Linked DNA regions of Homo sapiens: all the other regions are linked to region 1. The links are chromatin contacts, found by Hi-C or POLR2A ChIA-PET in ENCODE. All regions are on one chromosome and are shown on one strand. The core of a region is the stretch at or near the end of the contact, and the rest is flanking DNA. Distances in the headings are between cores, read along the strand shown.

Region 1 (2,517 bases), core at 13-2,512:
CAGCTTGCCAACTGGAGGGCAGGCAAAACGGCTGAGCCAGGCCAGACACGGCAGCTCACTGGCCAGGGGCATGGCCTAGGGGCTCTGGTGCCAAGGCTGAAGGGGAACAACTTGGCCAGCCGCTCTGTGGCCGGCATCGTCACGCGGCCTCCAAGAGCTCCGGCTGCCCTGCACTGGTTCCCAGAGACTCCCTCCTTCCCAGGTCCAAATGGCTGCAGGAGCGAAGTGGGCGGAAAAAAAGCGAACCAGCTTGAGAAAGGGCTTGACGTGCCTGCGTAGGGAGGGCGCATGTCCCCGTGCTCCGTGTACGTGGCGGCCGCAGGGGCTAGAGGGGGGTCCCCCCCGCAGGTACTCCACTCTCAGTCTGCAAAAGTGTACGCCCGCAGAGCCGCCCCAGGTGCCTGGGTGTTGTGTGATTGACGCGGGGAAGGAGGGGTCAGCCGATCCCTCCCCAACCCTCCATCCCATCCCTGAGGATTGGGCTGGTACCCGCGTCTCTCGGACAGGTCAGAGCGGGTCGCCGGGTGGGGTCGCTGCAAAAACCCTGCCCCGGCCGCAGCCGGAGAGGCGGAGCCTCGCGGGGAGGGGGCGGGACCGCCGAGACAGGCCTGGAAACTGCTGGAAATGCCGCAGTGCCGCCGCCGCGCCTTCCGCCGCATGTCGGCAAAGAGTCCCCGCCAGCCCCGGCCGGCGCCCTCCCCCTACGCTGAGCTGCCCCTCAGCGCGAACCCTCCGCCCTTCCTCTACTCCTGCGAGAGTCGGGATCTGGGGCTACCCAAGGTTGGGTCCCGAATGCCAGTCCCTCTGTCGGGACGCGAGATGTGTAGGGCAGATGCTAGGAAGAAGATTGGGTCTGGGAGCGGTGGTCCGCGTGGTTAGCTGCCTCCGCTCTTTTTCGGTGTCCCCCCCAGTCCCGCCCTTGGGTGTGGGGACGCCTGCCCCACAAGTGTTTAGGGAGGTCAGTGGGTTCCTCGCCCGTAGAGACACCGTTTATGCCAAATGAGCACTCCTCATCCCCGCTCTTGATGGAGTCATGTCCTAGACGTGAAACTATGGGGCTGTGATCACAAGCAAATGTGTGGGCGGATCCGTTGCTTGGGTTCTTCCCCGCCCCCTCTTTTTTTCGGACCATGACGTCAAGGTGGGCTGGTGGCGGCAGGTGCGGGGTTGACAATCATACTCCTTTAAGGCGGAGGGATCTACAGGAGGGCGGCTGTACTGTGCTTCGCCTTATATAGGGCGACTTGGGGCACGCAGTAGCTCTCTCGAGTCACTCCGGCGCAGTGTTGGGACTGTCTGGGTATCGGAAAGCAAGCCTACGTTGCTCACTATTACGTATAATCCTTTTCTTTTCAAGGTAAGGCTGAGATCTCCGCTAGGCTTCTTTCCCTTTAGTGCTGTATTCGTGTTGTTTTTGTTTTTTTCTGTCCTTTAGGGAGCCTTAGTCTAGATGTCGGGGTGGCTTGTGGATAACGCTCTGGATTTTTATAGGGTGAGGGTAGTGGTGGGTGAGGTTTTTTGAGTCCTCCTCGGTTTTCTCTAGTGTGTTTGGGGGGTGGGGCTTTCTCTCGGCGCCTGCTGGCCGTAGCGAGGTGGGCTGTGGGGTTGGGGCAGTGGGCGGCTGGCAGCTGCACGTGGTGGCCGCGCGGCCCGGGACGCTGCCATTTTTGCCCCTCCACTTCCGGACGCGGCTACGGGGCGTCGGAGGGGGACCGCAGGGTGGCGGGGGTGCCCGCTCGGGTGACTCAGCACGGCCTTGTGGGACTGGCTTTGTCACCTCTCTTATCGGACGCGTTGTTAAAGCCTTCTTGGGTGCTTTGTTTCTGTGAGGGAGGGTTGACGGTGTGGGAAGAGAGCTTTCGGTCTCCAGCACCCGATACTCCCTCCTTCCAGATCTTTCTTGCAGTCCCGGTGGAGGAGGGGCGGGGAGGGGAGCAGGTTCTGGAAGATTCATGGGCTCCTTCCTCCGCCCTTCCTCGAGAGCTGAGATTGTTCTGGAAGCTTCTGGATTCTGGCGCCCCGCCCCAGTGCCCGGATGCTGGGGCGAGGGAGGGTGCACTGCGGCGCCCCCTCCTCGCGTGGTCCTGGCCGACGCATGTCCGGCAGTGACGAGTGTCGGCCTGGTGGCTACGGCCACCATCTTTCTTGGGTTTGGTCCTGTTCTGTAATTTTGTGCTGTGAAAGGGTCGTGGTGGAGCTTTTGGCTTAAGAATTCTTTGTCCGGATTTAATTGCTCCTCCGGTGGGTATCGTATGGATCCCAGGTTATTCCTCCCTGCCCTATGGGGCAGGAGTGTCCCGCCCTTGGACTGGTCTTAGGAACTGACACCTCAGGGGGAGCAGTTTAAAGTTAGTGCCATTTTTATCTTAAACTAGTCACTTTGATCTCCCCCAAATAAAGAACTGTAGGTAGTGATTTTCACATTTAAATTTGTGTAAGGATTACTTGGGATCTCTAGATACCTGGGTTGGACCAACATTATGATTTTTCTGCCATACTACCAGATGATGCTGAGGC
Region 2 (2,517 bases), core at 5-2,504, 2.5 Mb before region 1:
GAGCGCCCCCACCGCACCCCCCAGACCCAAGCCTCGGGGCCCGCAGCTCTCACCGCGCATCCCTGGCCGGAGCGTTCCAAGGGCCGCCCGAACCCACCCCGCGCCGCGGTCGGGGTTGCGGCGCCAGACTCCCTCCCAGGCGCGGGAGGCGGACGCCCTCTGGTGGAGGCGGGGGACCCTGGCGAGGACTCTCGGCGGCGGCGGCGGCGCGCACGGCCCAGGGGCTGGGCGGGGCGGGAGGCTGGGCCTCACCCCCACTAGCTGCGGTGTAGGTCCAGCTCCGCGGCTCTGAGACCAGCGTTTCCGACCCGGCCCGGAACAGGGGAGACTGGACTCGACCGAACTGAAGGAAGGGACCAAACCTCGGTGAACTCTGCAACCCTCTCCCGAACACTCCTCGCTGCTGCCGGCGGTTCCAGCCTGCAAACTCAGAGGGGGCTGCCTGGATCCAGTCCCCAGCAGGAGAACCGACCTGGGGACAAAGCGGAGGCACCCAAAGGGCAGGAGCAATGCCGCCTGGAGACTATTCGTGATCCCAAGGACACCCCTTTCTCCACCTGCTCCTCCTCCTCTGACTCGGAACCTGAAGGATTTTTCTTAGGCGAGCGCCTTCCCCAGTCCTGGAAGACCCCCGGAAGCCTCCAAGCAGAGGACAGCAACGCCTCTAAGACGCACTGCACCATGTGCTAGTGGCGCAGCTCAGAGAGGGGATGTGAGTGGGAGGAAAGGGGTCTGTAAAGCGGGAGAACAAGGCTAGCCTCCCCCTAACAATCCTAGACTGAGACGCAGTCAGGCGCACGCCCGCAAGAGGCGGCGAGGTGACAAGTTTGGAGTGCGCCCCCTTCAGTACTGCGCGTTCTAAGACTTTTGGCGGAGACTTTCTTGGCAAAACCCATTCCCCAAAGCTACGCTTCCCCTGCTGAGATAGCCCCTACCCCCACCTCCACAGGCTGGGACAGCCCCGTCCCCACCATCCTCCTCCCAAGCCAATTAAATGATCACAGCACGCGTGACAGTTACCGGCTGGAGAGCCGGAGGTGGGACCGGGAGCAGGGGACCGTAGAACCGGGCCGCGCTCCTCCCCTCCTAGAGTTCGTGGAGGCGCAGCAGAGGGCCGTCCCTCTTCCGGATGTCGGACTAAGCGAACAGCGCCCCCACTGCCGGCCGGTAGCAGCCGGAAGTGCCAGACCGGAGGTGCGTCATTCACCGGCGACGCCGATACGGTTCCTCCACCGAGGCCCATGCGAAGCTTTCCACTATGGCTTCCAGCACTGTCCCGGTGAGCGCTGCTGGCTCGGCTAATGAAACTCCCGAAATACCGGACAACGTGGGAGATTGGCTTCGGGGCGTCTACCGCTTTGCCACTGATAGGAATGACTTCCGGAGGTAACCGAGCCCGAGGAACTTGGTCCTTTTCTGGCCCTTAAATCCGTATTTCCCCTTTCTTGCGAGGCTGGCGCCTCAGGGTTTTTTGTTTTTGTTTTTTAACATTACCAGCATTGTGGCGTCTTCGTAGCTCTGGCTGTGCCTCACTGAGATCCCTGGCCAGGAGAGTTCCCGTGTGGCAAAAGCGATCTTTCTGTCATGTGGCTGTATCTGTAATGTCACCCTGATCAAGGGAAGAAGTGCTAGCACGTAAACAGGCTTTTTCGGCCCTGGACTAGTGCTTTAGCTGGGCTTTGCGTTTGATCTTACATTTCTTTTTTGTTTTTTTTTTTTTTTTGAGACGGAGTCTCACTCTGTTGCCCAGGCTGGAGTGCAGTGGCGCGATCTCGGCTCACTGCAAGCTCCGCCTCCCGGGTTCACGCCATTCTCCTGCCTCAGCCTCCCGAGTAGCTGGGACTACGGCCGCCCGCCACCACGCCCTGCTAATTTTTTGTATTTTTAGTAGAGACGGGGTTTCACCGTGTTATCCAGGATGGTCTCGATCTCCTGACCTCGTGATCCGCCCGCCTCGGCCTCCCAAAGTGCTGGGATTACAGGCGTGAGCCACCACGCCCGGCCTTTTTTTTTTTTTTTTTTTTTTTTTTTGAGACGGAGTCTCACTCTGTCGCCCAGGCTGGAGTGCAGAGGCGCAATCTCGGCTCACTGCCCCTTCTGCCTCCCGGGTTCAAGCGATTCTCCTGCCTCAGCCTCCCCAGTAGCTGGGATTACAAGCGCGCGCCACCACGCCCAGCTAATTTTTGTATTTTTAGTAGAGACGGGGTTTCACCATCTTGGGCAGGCTGGTCTCAAACTCCTGACTTCTCGATCCACCCGACTCTGCCTCCCAAAGTGCTGGGATTACAGGCGTGAGCCACCGCGCCCGGCCACATTTATTTCTTTTTGAGACAGCCTCGCTCTGTCGCCCAGGCTGGAGTGTAGTGGCGGACCTCAGCTCACTGCAGCCTCCGCCTCCCGGGTTCAAGCGATTTTCCTGCCTCAGCCTCCCCAGTAGCTGGGATTACAGGCGCGCACCACCACGCCCAGCTAATTTTTGTATTTTTAGTAGAGACGGGGTTTCACCATGTTGGCCAG
Region 3 (2,517 bases), core at 6-2,505, 2.2 Mb before region 1:
TGAGGTGATCCACCCGCCTCGGCCTCTCAAAGTGCTGGGATTACAGGCGAGAGCCACCGCGCCCGGCCGATTTCTTGACTCTTACTACACGTCAGGCACTGTGACAGACTCTTTCTGTGTATCATCTCATCTTTCCCCCAGCTTTACAGAAGAGGAAACTGAGACACACTGAGGATTAAGGTCAAGTGCCCGAAGTACCATAGCTGGCTAGTGTTAGGATCCAAGCCCAGAATCTGCGTCCTGCCAGGCACCTGCAAATGGGGACGAACACGGCGCAGCTAGAGGGGCTGACAGGCTAGGGAGAAAACCACTGGTAGCCGCGGGCACCCCACGCCCTGGGAGTGAGGCGGCAAGGGACAAGTCTCCCGCCCCCTAGACTTGCCTCGCAAATACTTGCGGGTCGAGGGCGCGAAGGCAGCAGGATGCAGCGATAGACTTGGACTAGGTGGTCCAGGCTCTACTTCCAAGTGGGCCATTGACAGGCGGGGCGGCCCTCAGCACAAAATCACCAGGCTGGATGCTCCAGGGTTTCCCAACATTACTCGCTCAGAAGAATCATCTGGGGAGCTCCTTAATGAGAAAGATTCCCAAGCCCCTCTTCCAGAGAGTGAAGTCACTGGGATTGGGCTGGGCCCAGCCAGGTGTTACTAATAATAAGACAAGTTTGGAAAACCCTGCGAGTGTAGATGATCTCCTGGTATGCTCTTTATAAGAACCGATTTTCATATTAAAATAGGTTTCTTTTAACTCAGTGAAACCGGGCGCGTTTTCCTGGCCCACAACCAAGCCACTGAAGGCCCCAGAACACTTCACTCTCAAAAGGTCACGTGAGGCTGGCGCGGTAGCTCACGCCTGTAATCCCAGCACCTTGTGAGGCCGAGGCCGCGGACTGCTTGAGCTTAGGTGTTCGAGACCAGCCTGGCCAACATGGCGAAACTCGGTCTCTACTAAAAATACAAAAACTAGCGGGGCGTGGTGGTGCCCGCCTGTAATCCCAGCTACTCCGGAGGCTGAGGCGGGAGGATCGCTTGAGCCTGGGAGGTGGAGGTTGCAGTGAACCGAGATCGCGCCATTGCACTCTAGCCTGTGAAACGGAGCAAGACTCTGTATCCAAAAAAAAAAAAAAAAAGTCACGTGAGCCGGGGTCACCGGAGGCGTCCCCCAACCGACTGGGCTTCGGAAAACCAAGGGGCGCACGCCGCCCCGCCCCGCCCCGCCCCGCGACTACAAGTCCCATCGCGCCCCGCGCTCGCGCACACTACGCCAGAACAAGATGGCCGACGCGGCGGCCACAGCTGGGGCCGGTGGCTCCGGAACGGTAAGGGCAGGAAGCGCGGGCTCGGAGCCGAGAGAGTTTGGGTATCCTGCAACTTTCCCCTCGACTGAGCAACAAGATAATGCCCAGAAATTCAGCCCCATCATGAGCTCCGACTGGCGGAGGGTGTTTTCAGGCCGTAGGCGCCCCCTCCTTGGGACTTGGCTGCGGCCTCCGGAGTTGGCGGACCTGTGTCTTGATTGGCTCGTTCGCTGTTGGGGGTTGGGAGCCCGGAACACCCCCGATTGGTCTGAAGATGCCGTTTTCGCCTTCTTATTGGCCGGCCAAAGTTGAAAGGCATTCCCGTTTCAAAATATTTAGCTTTCTTACTTTTTTGTGCTTTTATCTTTTGCCCTCCTCTCCTCGCGGTCACCTCTTGTTACTGTTTTCATTTTCCCTTTCAATGAAATGGTGTGAAGATGGGAGGCACAAGAGAGGGATCCTGTTTTTTCTGCGGGACACGTCTTAATCCCATCATGCGTGTTTCTTCAGCTATGTATTCTAATAATCTGCTAAAGTAGAAAGTAAAAGACCTGCTATTTTATCTCATTGGGACTGTACGTTTTAGGTAAGCGGAGAAGTGGTCTCTGTATTTAAAGCACCTTGGGTGCTCAATTTTTACTCAGTTGGCCAAGATCTGTAAATCTAAACATTAAGCACTGATTTTTAAAATAAAATTATTTAGTAAAATAACTTTGCTTGCCGTTGACCACGTATGAACTATGTGATTGCATCCTTCTCCTGTGGATGAAAATCTCTCTGCTGATTCACAGAGATCGGGAAGTAAACAGTCCACTAACCCTGCCGATAACTATCATCTGGCCCGGAGGAGAACCCTGCAGGTGGTTGTGAGCTCCTTGCTGACAGAGGCAGGGTTTGAGAGTGCCGAGAAAGCATCCGTGGAAACGCTGACAGAGATGCTGCAGAGCTGTGAGTACATGGAAACACTTGGCCTTGGAGTCAACCCCAACATCAGTTCTGTGCCCTGCTTTGTGATAGTGTTTGAGAGGATTTAAGAAACAAACTTTTTTCTTAAGAGGGGAGAAAAAAAATTTTTTTTAATGTAAAAAGTTGAGAAAAGAAAACAGCACAATGGGCCGAGCGTGGTGGCTCACGCCTGTAATCCCAGTACTTTAGGAGGCTGAGGCGGGTGGATCACCTGAAGTCAGGAGTTCAAGACCAGCCTGGCCAACGTGGCGAAA

The links. A loop is a pair of places that touch in the nucleus more often than their neighbours do. ChIA-PET counts read pairs that join two places held with the same protein, here RNA polymerase II (POLR2A). Pooled maps may share reads with other maps.
Region 2: a loop to region 1 is called in a map of naive thymus-derived CD4-positive, alpha-beta T cell, with 11 times the contacts of the local background. The contact joins the promoter of TOMM6 here to the promoter of HSP90AB1 in region 1. A Hi-C loop is called at or near these places in 1 of 168 maps with a recorded cell type or tissue (naive thymus-derived CD4-positive, alpha-beta T cell) and 7 of 50 pooled maps. POLR2A ChIA-PET finds 5 or more read pairs at or near these places in 1 of 52 experiments (OCI-LY7).
Region 3: a loop to region 1 is called in a pooled map, with 8 times the contacts of the local background. The contact joins the promoter of TAF8 here to the promoter of HSP90AB1 in region 1. A Hi-C loop is called at or near these places in 8 of 50 pooled maps. POLR2A ChIA-PET finds 5 or more read pairs at or near these places in 4 of 52 experiments (CD4-positive, alpha-beta T cell, OCI-LY7, T-cell and 1 more).

What each region holds. Positions count from the first base shown.
Region 1 is chr6:44,245,839-44,248,355 of GRCh38, forward strand. It overlaps HSP90AB1 (heat shock protein 90 alpha family class B member 1), which reads left to right and starts at 1,263. Exons shown (of 12, transcript NM_007355.4): 1 at 1,263-1,357. RefSeq lists enhancers at 1-319, 1,074-1,828, 2,313-2,362 and a silencer at 523-762.
Region 2 is chr6:41,786,440-41,788,956 of GRCh38, forward strand. It overlaps TOMM6 (translocase of outer mitochondrial membrane 6), which reads left to right and starts at 1,255. Exons shown (of 3, transcript NM_001382294.1): 1 at 1,255-1,386. The coding sequence starts at 1,259. PRICKLE4 (prickle planar cell polarity protein 4) reads left to right here. Exons shown (of 8, transcript NM_013397.6): 8 at 323-1,013. The coding sequence ends at 690. RefSeq lists a silencer at 1-322 and enhancers at 943-1,942, 1,013-1,702.
Region 3 is chr6:42,049,269-42,051,785 of GRCh38, forward strand. It overlaps TAF8 (TATA-box binding protein associated factor 8), which reads left to right and starts at 1,256. Exons shown (of 9, transcript NM_138572.3): 1 at 1,256-1,318; 2 at 2,089-2,245. The coding sequence starts at 1,274. It also overlaps a transcript of CCND3 not described here. RefSeq lists enhancers at 879-1,430, 1,212-1,761, 1,431-1,982.